Linked DNA regions of Homo sapiens: region 2 is linked to region 1. The links are chromatin loops, found by intact Hi-C in ENCODE. Cell type or tissue: Caco-2. All regions are shown on one strand. Each heading gives the region's core, and the rest is flanking DNA. Links, peaks and the distances in the headings are about the cores only.

Evidence for each region. Peaks named below come from ENCODE experiments on the same cell type or tissue, not always from the same donor. Only the 100,000 strongest peaks of a DNase experiment are listed, where the experiment ranks them.
Region 2: it touches region 1 in a loop (5-fold over the local background); 3 of 110 quality-filtered maps call a loop at or near these places.

What each region holds. Positions count from the first base shown.
Region 1 is chr10:33,790,991-33,807,599 of GRCh38, forward strand. No RefSeq gene overlaps it. Among named protein-coding and RNA genes, the nearest start is that of LINC00838, 27 kb to the left of the region's middle. In Caco-2, for the core only: no CTCF peak of the experiment used is centred there; DNase peaks (open chromatin) are centred at 7,981, 8,441, 8,821, 10,921 and 2 weaker places.
Region 2 is chr10:33,504,359-33,520,558 of GRCh38, forward strand. No RefSeq gene overlaps it. Among named protein-coding and RNA genes, the nearest start is that of LINC02628, 89 kb to the right of the region's middle. RefSeq lists enhancers at 11,647-12,238, 14,816-15,657 and a silencer at 15,263-15,557. In Caco-2, for the core only: no CTCF peak of the experiment used is centred there; DNase peaks (open chromatin) are centred at 3,723 and 4,963.

The sequences.
Region 1 (16,609 bases), core at 4,731-12,730:
AATAATATAATAATTGAAAACAGAGAGGCTACATTGACTTGTGACCCAGAGGAAACAGATGTATGCAGAAAGTGACCAATGACCCTGGGTCAGTGCCCTCCTTTAAACTTTAAACTAGCTTCGAGTAAGATAACCATTTTTTTTTTCAGTTTTGAAAAATCAAAAGAAAACCAACTCCCCCTCATTATGCAGATAAATCACAGGCACCAACTTTATAAATGAGCAGATTACCTAAATTGCTACTTGGGTATGCCTCAATTAAATTCACAGGTGGTCAAATCTGGATGTGCTGGAAACAGAGCAATTTATCTATAGATGTTCGCATTTTGCCAAAAATAGAATACGGCATCTTCTCCAGACGCACTTTCCACATTCGTTCTTATTTTCCTAGAGATGAATTGCTTCATCCAGTACACATTTGTTATCCTTCTCCCAGTCCTCCCCCTCCATCCCGTTAAGAAGGATATTTGAGGGGTGAGTAGTTCACTGGGATATTCAGGGGCAGCTGGTGAACTGAATAAGAGAGACACAGTTGTCTGCATAAAGTTGACATCTCCAGCCAGCATCTCAATAGCTACCATTGTTTCCTCTGCCCACTAGGAGCTCATTGTGGATGGATGGGCCTTCCTCCAGGGTCCATAATGAACTCTGGGCAGGTGGAGGTAAAATAAGCCCTGGATGGAACCTATTGCTGCCAAACTCACAGAGCCTTGTATCTGCCAATTGGGACGATACCCATCGTAAACTGGAATTGTCCGTTATGGCAGTCTACCCTCGCCAAAGGAGACTGGCTACAAATCAGCAGCTTCTGGCATGGATGACTTTGGAAAACTGACCTAGGATCCAAATGTGGATTGTAAAAATGCTCACAATCTTTAACCTAGGCATTCTCTCACTAGACGTTATCCTAAGAAGGCGAGCTACTTAACCATCTATACAAAAACACACACAAACCTAAAGATAAATACATATGATAAGATTGTCCATTAGGGTTATTTATTTATGCTAAATAAATTATAAGTGGCGTACCAATGGAATACTGGTAATATTAATTTTTGGACATCCAAAAGATAATAATTCATTCAGTCCTCAAAAATGATATTTTGAGGTATAGTTAATATTATGGAAAATGCTTAAGATAAAAAATGTTGAATGGTAAAAGGTGGTTGTTTAATTGTTTATTTAATATATTTATGTAATTACTTTGTGTAGATGAATATGTATTCTTACGGCACTCCCCCCAAAATTGGGGTAGTAGAATTGTGAATGCTTCTCTTAAAATATTTTTCTTGGCTGGACGAGGTGGCTCACACCTGTAATCCCAGCAATTTGGGAGGCCAAGGCGGGTAGATCACTTAAGGTCAGGAGTTCGAGACCCGCCTGGCCAACAAACCCCACCTCTACCAAAAATGCAAAAATTAGCCGGGCGTGTTGGCGGACGCCTGTAGTCCCAGCTACTCAAGAGGCTGAAGCAGGAGAACTGCTTGAACCTGGGAGGCAGAGTTTGCAGTGAGCTGAGATCACACCATTGCACACCAGCCTGGGCAACAGAGCAAGACTCTGTCTCAAAAAAAAAAAAAATTATTTATATTCTGTATTTTCATTTTCCCAACGGACATATGTGACAGTCAAAAAATAAATATGGCCGAGTGGGGTGGCTCACTCCTATAATCCCAGCACTTTGGGAGGACGAGGCGGGTGGATCACGAGGTCAGGAGATCAAGACCATCCTGGCTAACATGGTGAAACCCCGTCTCTACTGAAAATACAAAAAAATTAGCCGGGCGTGGTGGCGGGTGCCTGTAGTCCCAGCTGGGCTGAGGCAGGAGAATGGCATGAACTTAGCGGGGGAGCAGAGCTTGCAGTGAGTGGAGATTGCGCCACTGCACTCCAGCCTGGGCGACAGAGTGAGACTCCGTCCTCAAAAAAATAAAAATAAAAATTAAATAAATAAGTAAATAAATATATGTGACCAGTTGCAGTGGCTGACGCCTGTAATCCCAGCACTTTGGGAGGCAGAGGTGAGTGGATCACTTGAGGCCAGGAGTTCAAGACCAGCCTGGCCAACATGGTGAACCCTCCTATCTACTAAAAATACAAAAAATTAGCTGGGAGTGGTGGCGCATGCCTGTAATCCCAGCTATTTGGGAGACAGGCAGGAGAATCACTTGAGCCTGGGAAGCAGAGGTTGCAGTGAGCCGAGATTGTGCCACTGCACTCCAGCCTGAGCGACAGACTCCGTCTCAAAAAAATAAAATAAAATAAATAAATACAGAGCATTTAAAAATAATTTAGTCTTACAGGTGAAGATTTGCTTTCATCACTCATCATGTCCTGAAGACATTTACTCAACTCTTCATTGTATTATTTTAAAAGGTGCAAACCCTGATTTTCTCAAACTAGCCTTAGACTTTCACGACTTTATCTATAGATAATTCTAGATCTATGGAAGTTAAAATTTCAGTTTACTAATCCCTTAATACTACCTTCAAAACATTTAGCAGTTTCAAATATTCCTCTACCTAGAAAGCCAGCAAATAAAAGCAATCTGGTTTCCCTAAGTTCGGATATTAAGTATAGCAGTCTTGATGGGTAATAGTTTTTAAATGTTTTATTTATGTCCACTTATTTGTATTCCTCACAAAAATACATGCAAAGCCAGCAAGAGGCACATTTCAAAGCATGAAGAGTTGCCTTAATTTAACACAAAATGTGGGGGGATTCCTCTGCAGATTTCTGCAAGCATACCCATGGACTACAGATTATATTTACAGATTATATTATGTGATGTTCAATTTAATAAATTAATGCATACTTAAAAATTGTCTCTTTCATGTACATCAGTAATTAATTATTTAATGAATATGTAAATTGCAGGCCAACACATGACGAAAAATGTAAAAAAAAAATGCCTGTAATTTTGGAAGGAGAAGGCAAAGTTTTTAAATACATTACCCAAATATTATATGGTTTCTGTTCCTTTTTCTTCTTCTAGTTTTTACCCCCTAAACCTCAGTGTTAAGTTTAGTACGGGGCCTAGGAGACAACATCTTCTGGATTAAGAAGCAAAGCTGGCCTCAACAGAATTAGGAAGAACACAATTTTCCTTCAGAATCCCTGGTCTATACTATCATTTTCCTATCACTAATGCCTGTGACTCTGCTTCCTTCAGGCTTCTAGTGTCTCCACCACCTCTTTCTCTCAAACCCCATCAAAACACTGTTTTCAAAAATAAAAATAAAAGCAAACAAAGCCATGCAACAAATTCACTTCAAACACAATGGAGGAGAGTAAATTAAGTTCAAGAACCAAGAACCAACCAATGAACAGAAAAGTTTCAAGAGCCATGGGGAAGGAGAAGGATAGAAGGGATCAGGTAGGCAATGGCTCCCTTACAACTGCAATGCATGGGTAATTGCCAGTGGGTCCTTCCTGCCCACTGCACAGGCAAAATCAATTCACTGAGACCCCGGAATTGCAGTAGAGAAAGAGTTTAACTAATGCAAGGCTGGCCCATGTGAGAGAATTGAGGTTATCTCTCAAAACAGTCTTCCTAAAGGCTCAGAGGTCAGGGGTTTTGTGGGTGATTTGGTGGGCAGGGGACTAGGAAATGGGTGCTGCTGATTTGTTGTGAATGAAATCATAGGGGTGTAGGGCCACAAGACCAGTTGAGTCATGAGTCATGAGTCTGGGTAGGGTCAGTTTGAGAAATATCTCCAAAAACCAATCTTCGGTTTTTCAATAGCAATGTTGTCTATAGGCGCAACTGAGGAAATCACAAACCTTGTGACTCCTGGCTACAGGACTTCTGAGCAGTAAGGGATTATAGAAACTATACTTACATTTTAGCAGAGTTCATGCCCTTCCCATAATCCTATTCTCATGCTCTCTTATTAGACTCACAAAGGTGGTTTTCAGTCCCTAAACAAGGAGGGCGTTAATTTTAGGGAGAGACTATGGTCATCTTTGCCTTCAAGTTAAACTATAAACTAAACTTCTCCCAAAGTTAGCTTGGCCTATGCGCAGGAATCATCAAGGACAGCTTAGAGGTCAGAAGCAAGATGGCGTCAGCTATGTCAGATTTCTCTTACCACCATAATCTTGCAAAGGTGGTTCATGTGGGCATAGTCCCAATGTGACCTGAGGGAGTACCAGTCCCAAGCAGTGAAGTGAAACTGAAGGTGCTTGGGCCTCCACACCAGACATCCCTGGTTTAAGTCTCTTGGGATCTTGGACCAGTTAAGCAATTTGAGCTTCTGTTTCCTCATCTGTAAAATGGGAAGATTAAGTAGGATCCTGTCACTAAAGGCCCCAGCCCAGGGTCTGACACATAAGTGCTCAAAATGGCTAGTATAATGACAGACATGAAAGTTATGTTCAAATTTGCAATAACAAAAGGAATAAAGGGGGATTTTCTCTATTCCACTTTCATGATGGAAAGTGAATTCCAAGCCTGAGGCAAGTACTTTGAAAATGAAGAGAAAATAAATATTTTTGTGTCTGCAAATAATCCTTTCTTGCTACAAGAAAGCTGTATCTATTGATAAAATAAAAAGGATGCATATCCTTTACTTTTTAAGGGAATGGCTCAAACACACCACCAATACTCAAAACAAAAATGCAAAATTAAAACAACAGGATCACATTTGCTCAATATCTGACACTCCTATCTAACCTTAGGTTTTTGAGCACTTTGAACCACAACCATTGGTTTTCTTTTACCATTTTTTTAAAATCTCACAGGATGTGGCCTTACTGTCTTCTGAAGACCCACAGCTTTCTTTGTGCATGAATTATGACAACTGTCACATTCTGCCTTGACTTGAGGATAATGTATCTTTGTATTTCTGCTTCTGACCCCTCATGCTGACCACTTTTTTTTTAATTTTTATTTTTTGAGATGAGTTCTTGCTCTGTGGCCCAGGCTGGAGTGCAGTGGTGCAATCATGGCTCACTGCAGCCTCAAACTCCAGAGATCAAGTGATCCTCCTGCCTCAGCCTCTCGAGTAGCTGGGACTCCAGGTGTGTGCCACCATGACTTGCTATTTTTTTTTATTTGTATCCTATAGAGATGGGGGTATCATTCTGTTACCCAGGCTGGAATACAGTGATGTGATCACGACTCACTGCAGCCTTGACCTCCTGGGCTCAAGTGATCCTCTCACTTTAGCCTCCCAAGTAGCTGGGACTACAGGTCCACACCACCATGCCTTTTGGCTAATTTTTTTTTTTTAATTTTTATAGAAACAAAGTCTTGCTATGTTACCCAGGCTGGTCTTAAACTCCTGGGCTCAAGTGATCCCCACCTGGCCTCAGCCAGCTTTCTGAGTGACATCCTCATCCACATCACCCCACCAGAGTCGGATTGCCTTTGTCCTTGGTCTGTGATTTGAACCATGTTTTGGTCCTGAAATCTTCCTTACTTGGGAGAGGCTTGGTGCTCACTGAGAAGGGAAGGGAAGACAAAAGAAGTGTGAAGAGTGGATATCTGAGATGTAACATTTTTCCCAGTTATAAGTTATAAACCTAAAAATAAAACACATTTAAGCTTTCTGATTGTTAGAGCTGTAAAAGATGACTTTGTTATGGATTGCCCTGAATTTCATTTACACCAGGTGATACCAGAACCTTCTGTTTCATTCCACTCCTTCCTTTACTCAGAACCTTTATGTAAAGGAAAAATCAAACTGTTTTTTCTCTCTGCTTTCACACTCAACATAGAACACTTCTGCAACCAGATATGTGTGTGTGGTTTTTGTTTTTGTTTTTCAAATACACCAAGCAATTCTCCAGCAGACACCAGCTGGGTGTCCTATAATTCAATTCAGTTCTGTCACTGGGTCTGACACTACCTGGAGCTACTATCAGACCCACAGATTGAGGGCTCAGCCCCACAAGGTTGCCCCCACTTCAGACACCAATGGCGAATCACAGGATGCAGCTTGTGCTTTTGATTAACTGGCTATAAATCAGGGTCTCATGATTCCACCCCTTTGGATTGGATACTTTGCTAGCGAGACAGAGCAGGGATCCCTCTTAGGGGCCTGCCAGAAGTCTTGAGTCTCTATAAGGGAATTTCCAGGCACCTAGGCCCAGTGGCTAACACCTATAATTTCAGCAATTTGGGAGGCCAAGGTGGGTGGATCACTTGAACCCAGGAGTTTACAATCAGCCTGGCCAACATGGTAAAACCCCATCTCTACGAAAAATACAAAAATTAACCAGGCATGATGGCATGCGCTTGTAGTCCCAGCTACCAGCTACTCAGGAGGCTGAGGGGGGAGGATTGCTTGAGCCCAGGAGCTGGAGGCTGCAGTGAGCTATGATTGCACCACTGCACTCTAGCCTGGGCAACAGAAAAAGACCCTGTGTCAAAAAAAAAAAAAATGTAAATGAGCAGCCTGATCAGCAAGAAGATAGTAGCAATAGTCTCCCAAGCAAGCCAGAGTCATAAGGTGTTTGGGCTCGCTATAGAGATGGAAGGGTAACATCTTGACATACGTACTTGCATTGCTTTTTGGAAGCAACTCACATGACATCACATGGTTGTCAGCTACAGGAAAACTGAGGACTGAACTCTGACTGCCATTTTTTTCTCTAAATTTCTTCCTGAGGGGCCTGGAAGGAGTCACATCCACAGGCCAGACTAAGGCTTAACCTCCATGTGTTGGTTTAAGATTTGACCTGCAACTTGTTTTCCTGAAATGTACCCCAGCCTTTAAAAAACCCTTGCCTGGCCGGATGCAGTGTCTCACTCCTGTAATCCCAACAGTTTGGGAGGCCAAAGTGGGTAGATCACCTGAAGTCAGGAGTTCGAGACCAGCCTGACCAACATGGTGAAACCCTGTCTCTACTAAAAATACAAAAAATTAGCCGGGAGTGGTGGCACACACCTGTAATCCCAGCTATTTGGGAGGCTGAGACAGGAGAACTGCTTGAACCCAAGAGGCGGAAGTTACAGTGAGCTGAGATCACACCATTGTACTCCAGCCTGGGCAACAAGAACAAAACTCCATCTCAAAAAACAAACAAACGAATAAATAAACAATAAAAACCCTTGCCTGTAAGTTATTGGGGAATTTGGGTCTTAAGCATTAGCTGCCCATTCTCCTTGCACGGTGCCCTCCAATAAATATTGTTTTCTCCAGCTGCAAACCTGGTTCTCAGTGTCTGACTTTACGCATCAGGTGAGCAGACTCCAGTTCAGCTCAGTAACACAATGATGGCTCACAGAACTCAAGGGAGCAGTTCCCTTACATTTACTGGTCTATTATAAAGGGCAGCGATGAACATCCAGATGGAGAGATGGAGAGGGCAAGGTATGGGGGTTGTAGAGCCTCCATGCCCTCTCCTGCATACCACCCTCCTATTACCAGAAAGGGGTCCCTATCCAGACCCCAAGAGAGGGTTCTTGGATCTCATGCAAGAAAGAATTCAGGACAAGTCCACGGAGTAAAGTGAATGTAAGTTTTTTAAGAAAGTAAAGGAATAAAAGAATGGTTGCTCCTTAGGTAGAGCAGTGGCGTGGACTGCACAGCTGATTATACTTATATAGTTATTTCTTGATTATATGCCAAGCAAAGGGTGGATTATTCATGAGTTTTCAGGGAAAGAGGTGGGCAATTCCCGTAACTGAGGGTTCCTCCCCTTTTTAGACCATATAGGGTAACTTCTAGACATTGCCATGGCATTTGTAAACTGTCAGGGCGCTGATGGGAGTGTTTTAGCATGCTAATGCATTATAATTAGCATATACTGAGCAGTGAGAGTGACCAGAGGTTATTCTTGTTGCCATCTTGGTTTTTGTGGGTTCTGGCCGTCTTCTTTACCACATGCTTTTTTATAGCAAGGTCTTTGAGACCTGTATCTTTTGACAACCACCTATCTATCTTATCCTGTGACTTAGAATGCTCTAACCTCCTGGGAATGCAGCCCAGTAGGTCTCAGCCTTATTTCACCCAGCCCCTATTCAAGATGGAATTGCTCTGGCTCAAAAGCCTTTGACACTCCCAGCATCTCCACATGTTCAACCACCCAGAAGCTCATCAAATCTTGTTGGAGAGTTTTTATAGAAGTTGGCCTCCAAGCTCCCCCAGTCTTCCAGAAGTTAGTGTGTGGGTCAGAAAATTCCATCTTTCTAATGGCTTGGTCTTTCCTCAGCCCCAACCTGAGGCTATTTAGGGACCCCACCCTAAGTTACCTCATTAACATAAACTTAGGTGTGATCAAAAGGGGTTCATTATGAATAACAAAAGACATTCCTATCACTCAGGAAATTACCAGGGTTTAGGAACTCAGTATCAGGAACCAGGGGCAAAGGCCAAATATATTTCATATTAAACCACTTTGAAGCAAAGGAGAGATGTGTCCCTCCTGAAAGGAGGCCACCTTCCACTTATCTTTTATATAAGCTGAGAGGGTCTCAGCTCAAACCGTGCTTCCCAGAGCCCAGAACTCCTGAGCTCATGTCCTACAAGCAGTTTTCTCTGGGGTTAATACAGCATTAGTAGTCACTCAGGACATTTACAATGGGCTGGAGGCCTTTATATAAAACACTTTGACATTTTTATTGTCTCTCTTTAAAGAAATATTTGCACAACAATTTTTATTTTATTAATAGGTACATTTTTCTTGCAGCAAGAAAGGATTATTTGCAGACACTAAAGTATTTACTTTTCCCATAACCTTGAAAGTATTGGCCTCGGGTTTGGAATTCACTTTCCCTATCAGGAAAGTGGGATAGAGAAAATTCCTCAAACGTGACCAGTGAAGATTAACAGGCCAATTTGGGAGCTTGCTTTTTAGCACCACCAGTCACGTTAACATTTTTGGCTTGCCAGAGCAAAAAGGGCACATTCTGACCTTTGTACATTACCCTCTCTCATTACCATGCTTCCCTTCAAAAGGAGCCAGGGAAGCCCACAGATATGGAGAACCAGAGAAGAAGCAGAAAAGATTGCAGCTGATCCTGAGTTGATGCAAAAAATAATAATAATAAGGCAATAAAAAAGCATCAAAAGCCAAGGATGTTACTGTTAAATTAGACATTTATTTATTTATTTATTTATTTTGAGACAGAGTCTTGGTCTGTAGCCCAGGCTGGAGTGTAGTGGCACAACCTTGGCTCTGCAACCTCCTCCTCTCAGGTGCAAGTGATTCTTCTGTCTCAGCCTCCTGAGTAGTTGATATTACAGGCACCCACCACCACACCCGGCTAATTTTTGTATTTTTAGTGGAGACGAGGTTTCACGATGTTGACCAGGCTGGTCTCGAACTCCTGGCCTCAAGTGATTCACACCTCACACTCCCAAAGTGCTAGGATTACAGGCGTGAGCCACTACAGTCGGCCTAAATGAGACTTTTAAATATGCTATAGATATCAGAGGAGTTTTAGTGCAATTGTCTCCTTAAATTTGTCAGGGAAATCATTAATCATTGGATGTTAAATGTATACAGATTGTTGAATAAATGAGCGGCACACGAAGACTGCATGATGATAATCCAAAAGGAAAAATGAGAAAGAGATGAGAGAAAGGAGAGAGGAGAGAAGGGGAAATTTCCTCTTTGCAGGCCACTCAAAACACGAAGCCAGCCTCTGGTTTCCAGTTTCATTATTTGGAGCCTTGCCTACCTAAATGGCAAGTCATTTTAAGAGCTTAAAAAAATCTTGCCAGGCACAAAGATAGACACATACTATGGGTATGCAGCAGCTTTTAATAGAAGTAAACTCGGGGCAGATATGAACATTGCGTAACTTCAGGCTTATGGTATCCACCTGATTGTCATTTGCCTAGCTGTCAGGGTCCCCTTGTCATCACTGGGTACCTGCGTGCACAGTCTGGCTGCAGAATCACATTCAGGGCAAAGGACGGTCCTGCCTTAATGGGGCTTCATGAGTATGACTTTACCATTTTCAATGGCAGGTAAAATCATTTTCCTCCTGCCTCCTAACAGCCATACCAGTCCAGGTTTAGAGGCACCGAACTCCACTTTCTCTTGCTGTTAGCATAATGGTAGGGTAAGGAAAAGCCAGCCACCCAGAGACAACCAACCAGATCAAGTAACCCAGACAGATAGAAATCTGTCAGAGAAGAATATTCCTTGGAACATGCTGTTTTTACATATCTTTTACTCACTGGCCATCTTACATAGTTAAAATTGTCAGTCATATAAAACTTCAATACCAAAACCTGACTCAGCCATCCTGGACCTGCTTTGCCTTCTAATCCTATTGTTCAGATGTTCCCATGTTACTTAGTCAATTATCCACCAAATATCTGATTGAACATCTATGCACTCAGGTCAAAATACTGTATAAAAAAACTACAGGATGCTAGGCACAGTGGCTCACACCTGTAATCCCAGCACTTTTGGAGGCAGAGGCAGGCAGGCTGATCACGTGAGCCCAGGAGTTCAAGACTAGCCTGAGCAACATGGCAAGACCTCATCTCTACTAAGAATACAGAAAATTAGCTGGGCCTGGTGGCATGTGCCTGTGGTCCCAGCTACTCAGGAGGCTGTGATGGGAGGATTGCCTGAGCCCAGAAATTCAAGGCTGCAGTGAGCTGAGACTGCACCACTGCACTCCAGCCTGGGCAACAGAGAGAGACACTGTCTCATAATAATAATAATAATAGAAATGAATGAGGTGTGGTCCCCTCCATCAAAGCCCATGTCCTTACCAAGCTTAATGTCTTTACACAAGAACGCTTAAATCACTTCTCCCTCTAGTCAAAGACAACCCGTATTATTTTCTTAGGCAGTTTGAGACTCTTAGAATCATCTCAGTCAACCTGAGTATGACCAACTTTCTTGAGAAACAAGTCCTTTTCTTACCCACCTACCACCCCTTCCAGATCTCCAGGCCATGTTCCAGCCAGTACTCATTGCTTCAGTGGTGATGGCCTCCTCATGTGTCTCAGTCAATCATTCATTGTGTAAACATTCCAGCAGCATCACATCACCCTTCTGAAGAAGTCACTGAAGCTCACCGCTGCCTGTAAAGTCAAATCTAGATTCACCTGAGGACAAATCAGATTAGGGCCACATCAAGGAACTAACATAAAATTAAGATATGTGGCATAACTTAAATAATTTAGCCAGTGAAATTCCTAGCCAGGTCTGAATGAGTTAAGTAAGAATCACATAAGAACTGGCCTCACCTGCAGTATTTGGGGCTGCATTAATTTTTGTGAGTGGCAGCCCACCTTTGTGCATATAAATTGGGTAATTACACGAGTAAATTGGAGTTTTTGCACTGAGAATCAGCACCTGGAAATAACAGAAGGCCAGAGAAAGCAGGCCAATTGAAACTTTTGCCCTTCATATTTGAAAGCAGCACTTTCTAGACAGCTTGAAGACTGAGGCTTGAAGAGACCTAACAGGAAAGAAGTGGGGGAAGAGCACCTAACCATTCTGTTTGTACATCATTTTCTATTTAAAGATAATAACGTGGTGTAGAAAAATTGAAACACGAAAATTATATATTTGGTCGTCTCATCTCAACTTCCAGCAGAGTAAAGATTGTCACAAAATTACCATACTTGCGTTGGACATAATTTGTTAGAAGTTGACGGCCTGAAAGCTCACATCTACCCTGAGACCTGAGAAGAACTTGTCCCAGAGTGAATCATGTCCTCTGTGTTTCTGGAAAGGACATCGATGGCCAACGGGCTTTGTTGAGGATGAACTTTGTCAATCAGTTATAATTTGTAAGATCCTGGCCACTGATATGTAGAAATATCTGATGTGTGTTGATCTGGAACAACTCACTTAACCTCCGGAGGCCTCATTTCAGCCACGAGGGAATTGACTAAGTGGGTAATGAAACTAACATTTTGGGATTGTCTACAATGGGCAAGGCAATTGACTTGTTATCTCATTCAATCTTAACCATACTGTGAGCTAGATATTATTGTCCTTATTTTACAGATGAGAAAGCTAAGAGAGGCTTAATAACCTATCAAACTCTCTTAGCTGATGATTCACATAACTAGGACTTAGAACCAGTAGGACTAGGTAGGTGATTCTTCTTTGTGTTTGTTTTTGTTTTTGTTTTTGTTTTGTTTTGTTTTTTTGAGATGGAGTCTCACTCTGTTGCCCAGGCTGGAGTGCAGTGGCACGATCTCGACTCACTGCAACCTTTGCCTCCTGGGTTCAAGCGATTCTCCTGCCTCAGCCTCCCCAGTAGCTGGGATTACAAGCACGCACCACCACACCTGGCTAATTTTTGTATTTTTAGTGGAGACGGGGTTTCACCATGTTGGCCAGGCTGGTCTCCAACTCCTGACCTCAAGTGATCCACCCACCTCGGCCTCCCAGAGTGCTGGGATTACAGGTGTGAGCCACTGCGCCCAGCCAGATAGGTGATTCCTAACTAGAGATGGAGGAGATGGAAGGAAGCTTGTTATCTCTTCAAACTACTCTCCCAGGTTGGATGCTTGCGGAGGGGCAGGACAGCACAGTCACTGTTGCTGTTGGAAACATGCCACATTCCTTAATGATATTAACACACAGCCCAAGACTGGAAACCCTGGTCTAGCCTCAAAACTCTGGCACTACTTCACACTGTCTCCCAGCCATTTTTATGGTCTTTTCCAACAGGAAACCATTTCAAAATAATCAATGGCCACAAAGCTTCAGTCAACCCAGGACCTTTGGATTTGGTGTATGCAACATTTGATCTCTAATGCTGTTTTCAAGACCAACATAATATTTGAACTTGCCATAGAGATGTCACAGGACTTGAGAGATAGTAGAAACACTTCCTCCAACAAGTCTCTCCTACTGATCTTGAAACTGGGCCTCTCCACGTTATTCTCTCTTTTATTTGAAGTCATCATGGACATTTGCTAAAATGTGACTTAAATCTGGGAGCTTAACAGACTCTACCATTAGTGTTTTTCAAGACGATTTCTGCACTTATGCTGTTTTATACACACACGTCATGAGCGGGCGCGCACACACACACACACACACACACAGTCTAAGCAACTAGATTCAGTTTATCAGATTATTCCTAGCAGAGTGTAGAAGGGCAGGCTGGAAAGCTAGTCGGTTTTGATAGGAAAATGAAGTCAGAACAAATGCAGAGCCCTTGCGCTTCCTGAGGGGTCCTCAGAATGAGAGGAGGGGAGCCTGGAGCCAGGGGTCCTGCGAGGAGAGGGAAAACCTGCCCACTTCTAAGTGGGCTCTGAGGAAGCTCTGCCCCAGTGCTCTGACGGAGGGATTTGGTGTTTGTAATCCAGTCTCTATATACTAGGTTGCTGCAAAAGTAATTGAGGTTTTTACATTGAAAATTATGGCGGCTGGTCACAGTGGCTCAGCCTGTAATCCTAACACTTTGGGAGGCTGAAGCGGGCAGATCATCTGAGGTCAGGAGCTTCAGACCAGGCTGGCCAACGTGGTGAAACCCTGTCTCCACTACAATACAAAAATTAGCTGGATATGGTGGCATGCCCCTGTAATCCCACAGGAGATGGAGATTGTAGTGAGCCAAGATTGTGCCATTGCACTCCAGCCTGGGCGACAGAGTGAGACTCGGTCTCAAAAAAAAAAAAAAAAAAAAAAAGGCAAAAACCACAATTACTTTTGCACCAACCTATAGCTAGTTCTTTCCCCAGAAAGAAAGAAATGTGATCGCTGCAGCTCCCATGTGGGGCTGTGACTTCTGCTGGCTTGTAATCCAGTCCCTGAAGAACGTTTACTTGCAGGCTCTCAAAAGGAGCCTCCCACGTGTGATTGCGGCTGAGTGTGTTTATGCAAATATCAAAGTTTGACTTAACCACGGTTTATCTGTGAAATCCTCGTTAATAATATTGAAGAGCAAAATTTGGCTCGGACAAGGGACCCTTGACCAACTATTTGTTGGAATTGCCAATGCTATATATTAAACAAACGAGCAGCTGTTTGTAGCCTTTGAAGTTCGTTTTATTTCGATAGCAACAGTTATGTTGTGTACAACACACACTCCCAAGGAAAATAAAGAGAGCCACAGACCAGAGAGGGACTTCAGAGCTCCAGAAAATTACCAAAAGAGATGCCATAAATATAAATTGATAGCCAAGAGAAACACTAATAAAAATTATAGCGATGACAGTGATAGCAGAAAACTCGGCCACAAATGTTCTATGCTGTGCACTCATTAGCTTTTTGAATCTTCTCAGCACCAATGGGAGACAGGCACTAATATCATCATCATCTTATTTATTTATTTATTTATTGAGACCGAGTCTCGCTGTATTGCCCAGGCTGAAGTGCAGTGGCATGATCTCGGCTCACTGCAGCCTCTACCTCCCGGGTTCAAGAGATGCTCCTGCCTCAGCCTCCCAAGTAGCTGTGATTACAGGTGCCTGCCACCGCACCCAGCTAATTTTTGTATTTTTAGTAGAGACGGGGTTTGTCATGTTGGCCAGGCTGGTCTTGAACTCCTGACCTCAGGTGATCCGCCTGCCTCAGCCTCCCAAAGTGCTGGGATTACAGGCGTGAGCCACCATGCCCAGCCCATCCTCATCTTATGAATGAAGAAACTCAGGTGCAGAAAGACTAACTTGGTTGCCTGTGGTTGCCCATGGAGGCAGAGGCGGAGCTGAGAGTCAAACCCAGGCAGCTAACTCCAAGTCCTTCCTGTCTTCGCATCAGAACAAGTATCACCCACCTGGGTGCCATCATCTCTCTTAGGTACCTCACAGCCCTACTATTCCACAGGAGAACATCTATTCCACAGAGATATTAAATGAGAAGACAATGCCAACACTCCCACGTCTGTGTGATTACATGCCCACTCTTCAACAAAAGGTGTTGAAAATTTCTGGAAGATTGCCCACTTGTATGGTATTTTACAGCAAAGGCCTCTAAAATGCTGGGCTTATACATGATGGAAGCTTTATTTTTTCCTAAACAGCCTAAATAAATAAGAAAAAGCAACAAAAAATATAAAGACAAAAACTAATGAATAGTTTTAAGACCCTTCTCTGGGAACTAAATTTCAATAGACACAACATTTCTGTTACCTCTGGCATAGTTTTGCAATAGTCAGCAAGAGATGACCTTCTCCCTAGAAACTAAATGAGGACTGAAAATACCAGTTGTTTCAGCAGATTTAGTAAGCTTCTATTTTCCTATAAAAATGAGCTTACCATCACCTTAGAGAAGCAGTATTTTGATTCCTTAATGTCTACGAGAGGTTTTTGGAGTTGGATCACGTAGGTAGCCTCTCAATATGGATCTCAAAACACATTCACATAGAATAATGATAGGATATGAGTGTGGGAAGATGAAAGGAAGCTATTTGAAGACACAGGCCTAAATAGTATCTGAAAATGAATTTTAAATAATAAAAATACTATCTCCCTTTACAATCATATGGTCCTGTTTTCTAAAGAGGTGTTGGGATAATGACCTTGTCTTTGAATCTATCTATCTATCTATCTATCTATCTATCTATCTATCTATCTATATCTATATATATCTATCTATATATCCACCTATGTATTATCTCTATGTATATATTTATATCTATCTATATATTTATATCTATCTATATCCATCTATATATCTATGTCTATCCATATCTATGTATATCTCTATATCTATGTATATATCTATATCTATGTATTATCGCTATCTCTATCTATCTATATTAAAGCTTATGCTAAAAATGACCATAGCATTTAGTAACTGTTCTACCACTAAATCAAACCCAGTTTTGACAATATCCATTACTGGCACGGTGGCGTTTCCATAAACCATTAATGCTGTCCCAGGCTCTGGGGCCTAAAAGGCATCATTTATTCTCCAAAGTGTTGGCGCTTTGCCATTTTGTTTCTCTTCAGACTCCACATTCACATGTCTGTCTGGCTATGGTCTTTTCCATTTCCTTCCCATGGCTCTACATGGCTGTGTCTTGTCCTATGGCAAAGTTTTTCTATTTCACTCCCCACTGACTTTTAAGGTAGCACATGAAATGAGATCCTGGGGCTCTATGTGTGACTCCTAACTCTTATAGCTCTATAAGCTTTTAAACAATCTGAGGCAGGGGGAGTGTGTGTGTGTGTGTGTGCACATGTGCGTTTGTGTGTGAAAACTGATTCAAGCATCACCCAGAGACCTTGTATTCCCCAGGCCCCCAGCAGCCTCAGGATGTGTTTCCTATTAAGGATTAATTTTCCTCTAAGAAGTGATCTTTCTGGCCCTTGAAAGAGGTTCTATTCCCATTTAATGCCTGTTAGAAGCTCCTGGAGATTGGATTGAGCAGGTGGTCTCCGAATGCAGGTTTCAATGCACATTATTCACAGGAAATAAGATCAGGGTTGAGAAAATCCACTTTTTGAGAGAGGTGAGAAGGAGTCCAGTTGTCATTCTTGTTTGATCTTGGACAATTCACTTAACCTATGTCTCCAGTTTCCAAAGATAATACAGGGAAACAGCTCTTTCTCCCTTCCTATCTCATTAGAGCATCCTGTGGGCAATTATATGATGCTTTTAGAGTCCTCTCTATAGGGCACTTGCCTCGGAAATATAAGAATTATTGGTATTCTCATGACTTGACACTCACCAGTGGCCCCGTGTGAGATGGGCATTCGCTGGCTGACACACAAATAATAATGCA
Region 2 (16,200 bases), core at 236-8,235, 290 kb before region 1:
CTTTGAAGCTTTGAAGCCAGGCACTGACTTTTCATCTCGAGCCATGAAAGTCCTCAGTGGCATCTTCGAATAGAAGGCTGTTTTGTTTACATTGAAAATCTGCTGTTTAGTGTAGCCACCTTCATCAATGATCTTAGCTAGATCTTCTGGATAACTTGCTGCAGCTTCTCCATCAACACTTGCTGCTTTACTTCACACTTTTAGGTTATGGAGATGGCTTCTTTCCTTAAACATAACAATCCAACTTCTGTTAGCTTCCAGCTTTTCTTCTGCAGCTTCCTGACCTCTCTCAGCCTTCATGGAATTGAAGGAGTTGAGACATTGCTCTGGATTAGGCTTTGGTTTACAGGAATGTTGTGACTGGTTTGATCTTCTATCCGGACAAATAAAACTTTCTCCATATCAGCAATAAGACCAGTTCACTTTCTTATCCTTTGTGGGTTCACTGGAGTAGCACTTTTAATTCCCCTCAATAATTTTCCTTTGCCCTCACAACTTGGCTGTTTGTCCCAAGAGGCCTAGCTTTCAGCCTATCTCAGCTTTCCATATGCCTTCCTCACCAAGCCGAATGATTTCTGCTTTTGACTTCAAGTGAGAGATGTGTTACTCTTCCTTTCACTTGAACACTTAGAGACCACTGGAAGGTTATTATTTGGCCTAATTTCAGTATTGTTGTGTCTTCTGAAATAGACTCTAGGAGAGGAAGAGGGACAGGGAATGGCCAGTTAGTGAAGCAATCAGAACAAACAGAACATTTATCAATTAAGTGCACCATCTTAGATGGGCACAGTTTGTGGAACCCCAAAACAATTACAATAGTAACTGACATCAAAGATCATTAATCACAGAGCACCATAACCGATACAATAATAATGAAAAAGTTTAAAATATTGGGAGAATTGCAAAAATGTGATTCAGAGATATGAAGTGAGCACCTGCTGTTGGAAAAATGGTGCCGATCAATGTGCTGCTCAGTGCAGAGTTGTCACAAACCCTCAATTCGTAATTTTTTAATGCAACATTTATGAAGCACTATAATGCAAAGTACGATAAAACGAGGTACGCCCGTATCTCAGTGAACACCTAGTGTGCTGTGTTGCATGGATGGGTGGTCACATGTCCCTGTCTCCTTCCACATACATCCACTCATAGTGAACCCAGAATACTTCTGGGACCAGATGTGTGAGGATTTTTCCCCACACACTAAGCAATTCTTCAGTGGACACCAACTAGGTGTCCTATAATTTAATTCAATGTGACACTATCTACCTGGAAATGGTGTCAGACCCCACAGGTTAAGGGCTCAGTCTCACAATGCTTCCCCAACTTTAGACACCAATTGCAAGGTTAGTACATTGTCGCCTGTGCTTCTGACTAACCGTCTATAAATCGGGGGTCCTACTACTCCCTCCATGGGTTTAATTTGCTAGCATGGCTCACAGCACTCAGGGAAACACACTTACTTATGTTCACCAGTTTGTTATAAAGGATATTACACAGGATACAGATAAACAGCTGAGGAAGAGATGGATACCGTGAGTTATGGGGGTGCACAACTTCCACCCCGTCTCTGGGGCTCCACCCTCCCAGTACCTCCCTGTATTCAGCCACTGGAAACTCACCAAATCTTGTTGTTCAAGTTTTTGTGAAGCTTGATTTCTATTTGCCCCCCACCAACCCACCAGCTATCAGTAGGTGGGGCTGACAGCTCCAACCTTCTAATCCTCTAATCACCTTGTCTTTCTGTTGACTGGCTCCATACAGAGACTATCTAGGGGTGTCACCCTACGTAATCTCTTTACCATAAACTCAGAAAGTGATCAAGTGGCTTCATTATAAATAACAAAAATAGTCCTATCACTCAGAAGATTCCAGGGGTTTTAGGAACCCCATGTCAGGAACTGGGAACAAAGACCAAACATATTTCGTATAATACCCCAATGACCATTACCAATTGTCATAGCCATCCAAGGATACAGATGTATTTCATAAATAGTCCTCTTAGTGTGGCTTAGGGATAAAAGTTTGTAGACACCTGCTCCAAACTTTGAACATTGAATTTAAGGTTGGCCAACCTCAGGCACTCTGGTGTGTTATTTATAAATAATAATTCTTCACCCCCCTCGTCCTCTTATCTGTCATATGAAGAGCCCATGGGAACCCTTAGCATCAGGAATCCAACTAATTTCCATTTGATGGGAGGATACAGCTGGACTTCCTACCCCCATACTGACATTCCTACTTGGCAGAGGCGTGACACTACCCTTATTTAGGATTCAAGAAACTTGCTATTTAAGATTTAGGAAAAATTCCTTTCTTCCAGGGACATTTCTCTTGAACATGTTTTGTTTCACATGTAATTTAGTGGTCACCTAGGGGCCAAAGAAAAACAGAGACTTTTGTCTATTTGTTTATTTCTTAAGGCTATCATGAAAGAAAATCCACGAATAACTTGAGCTGTCAATGGAAACCTTTTTTTAGGACTAGATCTCTCCTTCACATTTAGGTAGTGACTGGGACATTTATGGAAGAAAAATAAATAATAATAATAATTATTATGATAGCTTATCATTGTTCAGCCTTTGTTCTGTGCCAAAGATACAGATGATCTCATCTCATTCTTACAACAACCATGTGAAATTGGTGCTATGATTAATTTCAGTTTCACAGAAACTGAGGCCAGTGAGGTTAAGAAACTTCCTAAAATCACACGCAGCTAGTTAGTGTTGCAAAATCTGAACCCAAGCAATATGTCTCAGTAGCATGTGCCCTCTAGTATATATGTGTATATATATGTATAGGATAAAAGGATTCATACTTTTGTAGCAGGTATAAATCTTAGTCTATAAACTCAGATGCTTTATTTTCCATAAATCAATGTAATATCCTCTCTAAGCCCTTTTCCCACTGGGCTGGAGGAAATAAAAGCTTGACCATTCTTGAGGTTTCTCTATCACCATCTTCAGCAGATTTGAGCAGGGCTTGGGGATCTGCCTGACATGTCAAGATATTGGATAGACTAGGCCCCTCTGTTTGATGCCTGTTGAGAGGCACATTGTCCCTGGCCACGTGATAATCTCTGTTCTGTGGGCTTCTGTACCAAGCTTGGGACCAAGAGTCTTGGGGCACTTCCCCAGGTGTATCACACACTCACCTTCCCTGAGGTCCCGCCATGGCCTCAGGGAGCAGGAGCAGATCCTCATACTCTTGGACTAGGGAATTTTTTTTTCTTTTTTTTTTTTTTTTGAGACAGTCTCATTCTGTTGCCCAGGCTGGAGTGCAGTGGCGCAATCTCGACTCACTGCAACCTCCACCTCCCAAGTTCAAGTGATCCTCCTACCTGAGCCTCCAGAGTAGCTGAGCCTCCAGAGTAGCTGGGAGTACAGGCATGCGCCACCACGCCTGGCTAACTTTTGTATTTTTAATAGTGACGGGGATTCACCATGTTGGCCAGGCTAGTCTTGAACTACTGACCTGAGGTGATTCACCTGCCTTGGCCTCCCAAATTTCTGGGATTACAGGCGTGAGCCACTGTGTCTGGCCTGGACTAGGGAAATCTTAATTGCTCTGAGAAAATGCAATCTCCTCTTCTTTCCTCCCTCCCTCCTTCTCTGTCTTTTACTCTCTCTTCTCTCCCCGTGAGAGAGCTGCACTTTGCACTCTTTCTTAAGCCACCGATCTTCTCAATGGACTCAGAATTTTGACAGCTTTTACAGTAGGGAACCCTACCACAGCACGGACCTTGATACCTCTTTGAACAGGCGAAGGTCAAGGCAAAACACAGAGTGAAAGCTTCAATAAATATTTCAAAACACACTCTTGCCACATCACCTTTCGCTTATTTTTACAATATGCTGCACGCTTACTCACTCTCACACTCACAAACATAACTGCACAAACATCATTTCCCATTCTTTTGATGTTTAAATACTTTCCTTCTCCTATCAGATGAAGTTTATATTATCTAGGCTTTGTCTCTGACAATTCTGATGTTGTTGTTATGGAAATATGTCAAGACATTTCTTTGTAAAAATTCCCAATGAGGCTGGGCACAGTGGCTCACACTTGTAATCCCACCACTTTGGGAAGCTGAGGTAGGAGGATCACTTGAGTCCAGGAATCAAGACCAGCCTGGGCAACATTGTAAGACCCCATCTTTACAAATAATAGTAATAATAATTAGCTGGGCATGGAGTGCATGCCTGTAGTCCCAGCTACCCAGGAGGCTGAGGTGGGAGGATGGCTTGAGCTTGGGAAGTTGAGGGTGCAGTGAGCTGTGATCATGCCACTGTGCTCTAGCCCAGGTGACACAGTGAGATTCTATCTAAAAAAAATTTTCCAATAAACTTTACATTATAGTGATGCCCCTGTGGTTGTGGGCAATGTATAAATGATTTGACTAATTTTTTCCCATATGTCAATTCAACCCTCAATATTTTCCAAATTTATCTTAGAATTTATATTTAAATTTATGAATTATCTTGAAAGACCTGATTGTTTGGAATCTACCCTCATCTATTCTACTTATTTGAATCTTTAGAAAGATTATTAAAGGAATATTTAAGTGTGTTGTTTCATGGAAATTAGGAATACCGAGTTATAATGTAAATATATTCATTCAGAAACTGGGGTGGGGGTCGGGGGGGAAGTCCTCAGGGAAGATACAGTATTCACTATTGACGTTGGTTTAATATTGCTTTGTACAGTTGTTTAATATGTACGTTGTTTGTATTTTATCTTGTATATATCTCTCCACCACACATTAATCCTTGGACTGTTAGTACATACAGAACACATGTCGGGATGCTTTCTCAGTGGACCTCATCTTCAGGGATCATTTTATTTCCACAGTTTAGTGCCTCCTTACTAGAATAGAGAACTCCATAATTTTTTCTAAAGATTCTATCAGTCTTGATCCAATGTGCTAGGTGATAAATGACTGAACGCTGGCCCCGGAGGGGAAGTTAGCAATGAGTCATGCTGTCTCCTAGTAACCAGTCAGTAAATAGCTTCCAGCAAATATTTTAAACCTCAAAGCACACTTACCTTTGGTATTATCCTTAGACAGACTATCCTCATCTATATCTGCACTCTCATCTCTCTTTCAGAACTTCTAAGAAAGGAGAAAAAGTGGGATCGGGTTTGCATATGACGTCACCCCCTTGAAAACCCACATGAAAACATTCCTACCCCAGGGAGTCTGTCTCAACAAACCTTTTCCTTGATTTGTTTCTCTGTATTTTGCTTGCCCTCAAATGTTATGAAGCCATGTATACTCCACGTAATTTTCATTTGTTTGTTTCTAGATAGGCCCTTCTATGTAACTATTCAATGAGTCCATACTGATGTGTGATTTCAGAGTTTAGCATGGAGGTCAGCACACGATCAGAACAGAAAGCGACACTCAAGCACCCTGCTCACACATCCCACCAATGACACTGTTTCAGACTAATTAATTTACATGTGTAAAGGTTATTTAAAACATAAATCCTCCCTAAGTGAGAGGTGGGAAAGGGGAGAATTAAGCCTATTAATCTTGTTCACCTTATCCCCACGTAAGACTGTTTTCTTTAGACATTTAGGGTCAGACTCTGTAGCATGGGAGTCCTTATTAGGGATATGGAAAAAAACACGAGAGTTCGTTTTGGAGCATGGAACATCAAAAGATGTGTCTATGTAAATGAATGCAAAAGGCTACTTTAGATGGACAGAGAGCAGCAAGAGAGCTCCAGACTTTAGCAAAGGAGGGATGCAAAGAGAAATAACTAGGAAGGGAAGATGAGTAGCAGGAACCAAGGTCACTGTGAACCCTCTTAGCCTAACTCTAAGGTACGGCTGCAAGTCTCTGAATTAAACTGTGAGCCTTTTAAAGATGTGATTTCTTCTGTTTCCTTGTTTTCCTCTAAAACTCTATACAGAGTAAGTGTGCAGCAAATGTTTGCTGAACAAATACACTTCCATTTTAGGTAAAAAGTATAGATGGTCCCTAGACAGAAAATAAAGCACTAAGACTGTTTGGCAGGGTTATAAGAGGTAGCGCTGAGATTTTGCCAAGAAGGCTTTTGGCTTTTGGCTTTTGGAAAATTAGTCCCAAAAGTTAGTGCTCTCTTGGATAAACTGAACCCCCGATCCTTCTTCAGGGCATCTTTTAAAATTTATTTATTTTTTATTTTTTTCAGACCAAGTCTCACTCTGTTGCACTCCCAGGCAGGAGTGCAATGGGGTGATCTCGGCTCACTGCAACCTCCACCTCCCAGGTTCAAGCTATTCTCCTGCCTCAGCCTCCCAAGAAGCTGGGATTACAGATGCTCGCCACCATGTCTGGCTAATTTTTGTATTTTTAGTGGAGACAGGGTTTCACTATGTTGGCCAGGCTGGTCTCGAACACCTGTCCTTAGGTGATCCACCCACAGGGCATCTTTTTTTTTTTTTTTTTTTTTCTTTTTTCTTTTTCCTTCTTTTTATTTTTTTTATTTTTTATTTTTATTTTTATTTTTTTTATTATACTCTAAGTTTTAGGGTACATGTGCACATTGTGCAGGTTAGTTACATATGTATACATGTGCCATGCTGGTGCGCTGCACCCACTAATGTGTCATCTAGCATTAGGTATATCTCCCAATGCTATCCCTCCCCCCTCCCCCGACCCCACCACAGTCCCCAGAGTGTGATATTCCCCTTCCTGTGTCCATGTGATCTCATTGTTCAATTCCCACCTATGAGTGAGAATATGCGGTGTTTGGTTTTTTGTTCTTGCGATAGTTTACTGAGAATGATGGTTTCCAATTTCATCCATGTCCCTACAAAGGATATGAACTCATCATTTTTTATGGCTGCATAGTATTCCATGGTGTATATGTGCCACATTTTCTTAATCCAGTCTATCATTGTTGGACATTTGGGTTGGTTCCAAGTCTTTGCTATTGTGAATAGTGCCGCAATAAACATACGTGTGCATGTGTCTTTATAGCAGCATGATTTATAGTCCTTTGGGTATATACCCAGTAATGGGATGGCTGGGTCAAATGGTATTTCTAGTTCTAGATCCCTGAGGAATCGCCACACTGACTTCCACAATGGTTGAACTAGTTGACAGTCCCACCAACAGTGTAAAAGTGTTCCTATTTCTCCACATCCTCTCCAGCACCTGTTGTTTCCTGACTTTTTAATGATTGCCATGCTAACTAGTGTGAGATGATATCTCATAGTGGTTTTGATTTGCATTTCTCTGATGGCCAGTGATGATGAGCATTTCTTCATGTGTTTTTTGGCTGCATAAATGTCTTCTTTTGAGAAGTGTCTGTTCACGTCCTTCGCCCACTTTTTGATGGGGTTGTTTGTTTTTTTCTTGTAAATTTGTTTGAGTTCATTGTAGATTCTGGATATTAGCCCTTTGTCAGATGAGTAGGTTGCAAAAATTTTCTCCCATGTTGTAGGTTGCCTGTTCACTCTGATGGTAGTTTCTTTTGCTGTGCAGAAGCTCTTTAGTTTAATTAGATCCCATTTGTCAATTTTGGCTTTTGTTGCCATTGCTTTTGGTGTTTTGGACATGAAGTCCTTGCCCACGCCTATGTCCTGAATGGTAATGCCTAGGTTTTCTTCTAGGGTTTTTATGGTTTTAGGTCTAACGTATAAATCTTTAATCCATCTTGAATTGATTTTTGTATAAGGTGTAAGGAAGGGATCCAGTTTCAGCTTTCTACATATGGCTAGCCAGTTTTCCCAGCACCATTTATTAAATAGGGAATCCTTTCCCCATTGCTTGTTTTTCTCAGGTTTGTCAAAGATCAGATAGTTGTAGATATGCGGCATTATTTCTGAGGGCTCTGTTCTGTTCCATTGATCTATATCTCTGTTTTGGTACCAGTACCATACTGTTTTGGTTACTGTAGCCTTGTAGTATAGTTTGAAGTCAGGTAGTGTGATGCCTCCAGCTTTGTTCTTTTGGCTTAGGATTGACGTGGCGATGCGGGCTCTTTTTTGGTTCCGTATGAACTTTAAAGTAGTTTTTTCCAATTCTGTGAAGAAAGTCATTGGTAGCTTGATGGGGATGGCATTGAATCTGTAAATTACCTTGGGCAGTATGGCCATTTTCACGATATTGATTCTTCCTACCCATGAGCATGGAATGTTCTTCCATTTGTTTGTGTCCTCTTTTATTTCCTTGAGCAGTGGTTTGTAGTTCTCCTTGAAGAGGTCCTTCACATCCCTTGTAAGTTGGATTCCTAGGTATTTTATTCTCTTTGAAGCAATTGTGAATGGGAGTTCACCCATGATTTGGCTCTCTGTTTGTCTGTTGTTGGTGTATAAGAATGCTTGTGATTTTTGTACATTGATTTTGTATCCTGAGACTTTGCTGAAGTTGCTTATCAGCTTAAGGAGATTTTGGGCTGAGACGATGGGGTTTTCTAGATAAACAGTCATGTCGTCTGCAAACAGGGACAATTTGACTTCCTCTTTTCCTAATTGAATACCCTTTATTTCCTTCTCCTGCCTGATTGCCCTGGCCAGAACTTCCAACACTATGTTGAATAGGAGTGGTGAGAGAGGGCATCCCTGTCTTGTGCCAGTTTTCAAAGGGAATGCTTCCAGTTTTTGCCCATTCAGTATGATATTGGCTGTGGGTTTGTCATAGATAGCTCTTATTATTTTGAAATACGTCCCATCAATACCTAATTTATTGAGAGTTTTTAGCATGAAGGGTTGTTGAATTTTGTCAAAGGCTTTTTCTGCATCTATTGAGATAATCATGTGGTTTTTGTCTTTGGCTCTGTTTATATGCTGGATTACATTTATTGATTTGCATATATTGAACCAGCCTTGCATCCCAGGGATGAAGCCCACTTGATCATGGTGGATAAGCTTTTTGATGTGCTGCTGGATTCGGTTTGCCAGTATTTTATTGAGGATTTTTGCATCAATGTTCATCAAGGATATTGGTCTAAAATTCTCTTTTTTGGTTGTGTCTCTGCCCGGCTTTGGTATCAGAATGATGCTGGCCTCATAAAATGAGTTAGGGAGGATTCCCTCTTTTTCTATTGATTGGAATAGTTTCAGAAGGAATGGTACCAGTTCCTCCTTGTACCTCTGGTAGAATTCGGCTGTGAATCCATCTGGTCCTGGACTCTTTTTGGTTGGTAAACTATTGATTATTGCCACAATTTCAGAGCCTGTTATTGGTCTATTCAGAGATTCAACTTCTTCCTGGTTTAGTCTTGGGAGAGTGTATGTGTCGAGGAATGTATCCATTTCTTCTAGATTTTCTAGTTTATTTGCGTAGAGGTGTTTGTAGTATTCTCTGATGGTAGTTTGTATTTCTGTGGGATCAGTGGTGATATCCCCTTTATCATTTTTTATTGTGTCTATTTGATTCTTCTCTCTTTTTTTCTTTATTAGTCTTGCTAGCGGTCTATCAATTTTGTTGATCCTTTCAAAAAACCAGCTCCTGGATTCATTGATTTTTTGAAGGGTTTTTTGTGTCTCTATTTCCTTCAGTTCTGCTCTGATTTTAGTTATTTCTTGCCTTCTGCTAGCTTTTGAATGTGTTTGCTCTTGCTTTTCTAGTTCTTTTAATTGTGATGTTAGGGTGTCAATTTTGGATCTTTCCTGCTTTCTCTTGTAGGCATTTAGTGCTATAAATTTCCCTCTACACACTGCTTTGAATGCGTCCCAGAGATTCTGGTATGTGGTGTCTTTGTTCTCGTTGGTTTCAAAGAACATCTTTATTTCTGCCTTCATTTCGTTATGTACCCAGTAGTCATTCAGGAGCAGATTGTTCAGTTTCCATGTAGTTGAGCGGCTTTGAGTGAGATTCTTAATCCTGAGTTCTAGTTTGATTGCACTGTGGTCTGAGAGATAGTTTGTTATAATTTCTGTTCTTTTACATTTGCTGAGGAGAGCTTTACTTCCAACTATGTGGTCAATTTTGGAATAGGTGTGGTGTGGTGCTGAAAAAAATGTATATTCTGTTGATTTGGGGTGGAGAGTTCTGTAGATGTCTATTAGGTCTGCTTGGTGCAGATCTGAGTTCAATTCCTGGGTATCCTTGTTGACTTTCTGTCTCGTTGATCTGTCTAATGTTGACAGTGGGGTGTTAAAGTCTCCCATTATTAATATGTGGGAGTCTAAGTCTCTTTGTAGGTCACTGAGGACTTGCTTTATGAATCTGGGTGCTCCTGTATTGGGTGCATAAATATTTAGGATAGTTAGCTCCTCTTGTTGAATTGATCCCTTTATCATTATGTAATGGCCTTCTTTGTCTCTTTTGATCTTTGTTGGTTTAAAGTCTGTTTTATCAGAGACTAGGATTGCCACCCCTGCCTTTTTTTGTTTTCCATTGGCTTGGTAGATCTTCCTCCATCCTTTTATTTTGAGCCTATGTGTGTCTCTGCACGTGAGATGGGTTTCCTGAATACAGCACACTGATGGGTCTTGACTCTTTATCCAACTTGCCAGTCTGTGTCTTTTAATTGCAGAATTTAGTCCATTTATATTTAAAGTTAATATTGTTATGTGTGAATTTGATCCTGTCATTATGATGTTAGCTGGTGATTTTGCTCATTAGTTGATGCAGTTTCTTCCTAGTCTCGATGGTCTTTACATTTTGGCATGATTTTGCAGTGGCTGGTACCGGTTGTTCCTTTCCATGTTTAGCGCTTCCTTCAGGAGCTCTTTTAGGGCAGTCCTGGTGGTGACAAAATCTCTCAGCATTTGCTTGTCTATAAAGTATTTTATTTCTCCTTCACTTATGAAGCTTAGTTTGGCTGGATATGAAATTCTGGGTTGAAAATTCTTTTCTTTAAGAATGTTGAATATTGGCCCCCACTCTCTTCTGGCTTGTAGGGTTTCTGCCGAGAGATCCGCTGTTAGTCTGATGGGCTTTCCTTTGAGGGTAACCCGACCTTTCTCTCTGGCTGCCTTTAACATTTTTTCCTTCATTTCAACTTTGGTGAATCTGACAATTATGTGTCTTGGAGTTGCTCTTCTCGAGGAGTATCTTTGTGGCGTTCTCTGTATTTCCTGAATCTGAACGTTGGCCTGCCTTGCTAGATTGGGGAAGTTCTCCTGGATAATATCCTGCAGAGTGTTTTCCAACTTGGTTCCATTCTCCACATCACTTTCAGGTACACCAATCAGACGTAGATTTGGTCTTTTCACATAGTCCCATATTTCTTGGAGGCTTTGCTCATTTCTTTTTATTCTTTTTTCTCTAAACTTCCCTTCTCGCTTCATTTCATTCATTTCATCTTCCATTGCTGATACCCTTTCTTCCAGTTGATCGCATCGGCTCCTGAGGCTTCTGCATTCTTCACGTAGTTCTCGAGCCTTGGTTTTCAGCTCCATCAGCTCCTTTAAGCACTTCTCTGTATTGGTTATTCTAGTTATACATTCTTCTAAATTTTTTTCAAAGTTTTCAACTTCTTTGCCTTTGGTTTGAATGTCCTCCCGTAGCTCAGAGTAATTTGATCGTCTGAAGCCTTCTTCTCTCAGCTCGTCAAAATCATTCTCCATCCAGCTTTGTTCTGTTGCTGGTGAGGAACTGCGTTCCTTTGGAGGAGGAGAGGCGCTCTGCGTTTTAGAGTTTCCAGTTTTTCTGTTCTGTTTTTTCCCCATCTTTGTGGTTTTCTCTACTTTTGGTCTTTGATGATGGTGATGTACAGATGGGTTTTCGGTATAGATGTCCTTTCTGGTTGTTAGTTTTCCTTCTAACAGACAGGACCCTCAGCTGCAGGTCTGTTGGAATACCCTGCCGTGTGAGGTGTCAGTGTGCCCCTGCTGGGGGGTGCCTCCCAGTTAGGCTGCTCGGGGGTCAGGGGTCAGGGACCCACTTGAGGAGGCAGTCTGCCCGTTCTCAGATCTCCAGCTGCGTGCTGGGAGAACCACTGCTCTCTTCAAAGCTGTCAGACAGGGACACTTAAGTCTGCAGAGGTTACTGCTGTCTTTTTGTTTGTCTGTGCCCTGCCCCCAGAGGTGGAGCCTACAGAGGCAGGCAGGCCTCCTTGAGCTGTGGTGGGCTCCACCCAGTTGGAGCTTCCCGGCTGCTTTGTTTACCTAAGCAAGCGTGGGCAATGGCGGGCGCCCCTCCCCCAGCCTCGTTGCCGCCTTGCAGTTTGATCTCAGACTGCTGTGCTAGCAGTCAGCGAGACTCCGTGGGCGTAGGACCCTCTGAGCCAGGTGTGGAATATAGTCTCGTGGTGCGCCATTTCTTAAGCCGGTCTGAAAAGCGCAATATTCGGGTGGGAGTGACCCGATTTTCCAGGTGCGTCCGTCACCCCTTTCTTTGACTCGGAAAGGGAACTCCCTGACCCCTTGCGCTTCCCAGGTGAGGCAATGCCTCGCCCTGCTTCGGCTCGCGCACGGTGCGCACACACACTGGCCTGCGCCCACTGTCTGGCACTCCCTAGTGAGATGAACCCGGTACCTCAGATGGAAATGCAGAAATCACCCGTCTTCTGCGTCGCTCACGCTGGGAGCTGTAGACCGGAGCTGTTCCTATTCGGCCATCTTGGCTCCTCCCCAGAGGGCATCTTTTTAATACTGCAGTCTCATTTGATTAATGGGACAGCATCCTAAACCAGCTGAGGATTTTGTTTAAGGCCACACAGAAGAGTCAGAGGGGTCTGATAGCAATGTCATCGGATTTCCTCCCTTAGATGGGCTTATGCCAAGTTTTGGAAGATAGTTATAAAATTTTTGACTTCTAGTTTTTACTACCAGTGATAAGAAATTGTCACCATGTGTGAGAATTTTTTCATTCCATTTTAGTTGGTCTTTTTATTAATGAAATAACCACCTTGTTGAGGGCTTATTTCACATTGTAAACATAATGATCATTTTACTCCTCCCCCAGATTCCATAAGGTGGGGGTATTCGTTCTACCTCTACAACGGCAAGCTTAAAAAGTCTAATCAAGTTGCCCTTTGTCACCAAACTAATAAGACAGCGTAGAAACTTGAACCCAAGCTTTTATGGTTCTAAGTGAAGTTCGTAATCTTAACCACTGTGCAACATAATTTCTTTTCTGTAAGCCTCAAGCTTGCAACAGGTAGAAAAAGAAATTTTTAATGTTTATTAATCTGGCTAAAGAATAATAGTAGAATTATATGACAATAGTAAAAATGTAGATCTGGTAAGAATATTAGAAAGCTTTTAATCTTGTAGTTTTTATCTATTTATTTATTTATTTATTTATTTATTTATTTATTTTAGACAAAGTCTCACTCTGTTGCCCAGGCTATAGTGCAGTCTTGTGATCTTGGCTCACTGCAACGTCCGCCTCCTGGGTTCAAGCGGTTCTCCTGCCTCAGCCTCCCCAGTAGCTGGGATTACAGGTGCACGCCACCACACCCAGCTAATTTTTGTATTTTTAGTAGAGATGGGGTTTCACCATGTTGGCCAGGCTGGTCTTGAACTCCTGACATCAAGTGATCCGCCCACCTCAGCCTCCCAAAGTGCTGGGATGACAGGGTGAGCCACCGTGGTGGGCCTAATCTTGTGTTTTTTAGATTGTAATTCTCAGATTCCACAGAGGTACTCAGAGGTTGCCCAAGAGGAAGAAAAGGTAGAGTGGAAGGCCGGAGGCCGAGGGGAAAGAGCTCCGGGCTTTCAATTCCCTTTTCCAGAGACTAAAGTTTCCCTTAAACTTTCTTTATGTTGGAATTCTATATAAGATTTCATTTAGGAGCAGGTAGGCAGGGGTGGAGGGAGAGGAAAAGGAAGTTTGTTGAACCATTATGAAAAAAGTAGTTGACAATTGCTGAGTTAGTCTAGATCTATCATTTTATAGGTGAGATAATGGAGGCCCAGGTGGTAATTTAGCCAAAGTCACTCTGTTAACATCATAACCTCCCTAAACTGAGAGAGCCCTTGGGGATCACCTGACCCAATCATTTGCCAGCATTGGCTTCTCTCACCTGCCATCAGCCACATGGGGTCCAAACTCCTCCACAGCTGGAGGCTCACGGACCACCAAATCTTCCCATCTTTCTGATCCTTAGAAAATATATCCTTAGGCCGAGCGCAGTGGCTCATGCCTGTAATCCTGGCACTTGGGGAGGCTGAGGCAGGTGGATAACTGGGGGTCAGGAGTTTGAGACCAGCCTGGCCAACGTGGTGAAATTCCATCTCTACTAAAGACACACAAATTAGCCAGGCATGGTGGCATGTGCCTGTAACCCCAGCTACTTGGGAGGCTGAAGCAGGAGAATCACTTGAACCCAGGAGGCAGAAGTTGCAGTGAGCTGAGATTCAGCCACTGCACTGCAGCCTGGGTGACAGAGCAAAACCCTGTTTCAAACAAACAAACCAAAAAGTAAAACAAAACAAAACAAAAAACAACAAAAAACTCCTTATTATAAGCTGAGATCTGTCCTTCCGTATCCCTAAAAATTAACTAGAATAATTAAAGTCTTTCTCCCTTATGACAATGCCTCGAATATTTAAAGACACCTAATATATCCCTCCCGAGCCTCTCATCTCCAGACACAACTTCTCCCATTTCCTTTAATGTTCCTCAGAGAGTGTGGTTTCTTCTGGTCTGGTTGCCCTGCTCCAAAAAAGCTTCCATTTGTTTTTATCCCCTTTAAAGATTCAAGTGCAGAATTGAACATAATATTTTAATAATATTTCACTTTATATATTAAGTCATTTAAACTTCCATTCCTTACACAATATCACATTAACTCCCTTAAATGGGCAAGGGATGATAGGCAAGAGAAATAACATGAAGATACTATTATCTACAGCTGTGTTCTCCCACACAGACATAAATCCATACACACGCTTTCCTTGCTTCCTAAAAGGATCTTGCCTACACTTTCAAAATCACCCTGTGTGCTGTCCGTGAGAGTTTCTTCCTAAAGCAAGCCTTTGTTCATTGCAACTAGCCGTGTATGCTTTGCCGGAGGAGTTATACATTAGAAACCATCAGCTGACAATGGGGATATATTGAGTCAGATTCCTTACGTTGGTGCAAAAGTAATTGCGGTTTTTGCCAATGAATTTGGCAAAATTTAACCTTTAATTTGGGGTTTTTGCCTCGAATTAAAGTAATGGCAAAAGCTGCAATTGCTTTCCTACCAACCTAATAGATCGCTCTACTGCAGCCATGTCCGCAATGGCAACTAACATATCTATTTAATAGATAACAAAAGCTAGCCAGGGCACATTCATTTAAGAGCATGGACCAATGTTAAGAATTTTTTACAGATATTTTTGCAGGCGAGATGATAAAGAGGAAACCAATGATAATACAAGAAAGGCATTTTCTAAATTCTGTAGATTGTATTATGATTGGCCCTTGATGACCCCTGCTAATGAAGGAAACTGTTATGTAAATGACCCAAAACAGCAGGCAAAATGCCATGATGACATAGTTCTGATGTGCTTTGGAATTTGCATTTCCAAAACAGTAGCCGATTACCTTTCTAATAAAAACATGAAAAGTGGCTAGTGTTTCCCTGAGTTCATCCCGACGGATCCCGATGCATTCTGAGTGGCAGGGGAGTCAACCTGAAATTGAACATTTGCTAGCAATAATCCACGAAACAAACAATAACCCACATGTGCTTAATCTAGAGATGATCATATTCTACAGTTACTTCCTATTTTTGAACTGCTGCAAGTAGTTCACTGTGCATCTTCACATTGCTTTTTATTCAAGGGATCAAATGTGCTTATGTGTATCATCTTATTTGCTGTCACCACTGCTTGGAAATTATTATTAGCTCTATTTTATATTTGGGGAAATTAAAAGTTTCAGATTGTTAAGGAGGAATAGACCGGGAGAGGAAAGGAGTAAATCTCACAGAAAACATTCAGCTTGATTTAGAATTCTCGAGTATTTCGGTTGGGGATGACCCAAGGATGACCAGTTAACCCCCTCATTTTAAAGATGAGGATGGTGACATTAGAACCATCTAAATGTTCTATTTAGTGAACTTAAATACTTTTCAATTTCATTTCTATTTCCTGAGTTTGAAATGAGAATACTTACACTAGCTGTTTTCTAATAATAGAATTCTCATAACCACTAATGGGAATGTGCCAAGATGAATGGAACTGTCTCTTGGTCTGATGTCTAGCTAATGTGTAGGCTGGTCAGCATGGCACGAGGAAGGCTTGGCTGGGGCTAGGAGCCTGGATTCCATCCCTTCTGGGACAATAACTCCGCTTTCAGTAAATGGACCTCAGATATGTTTT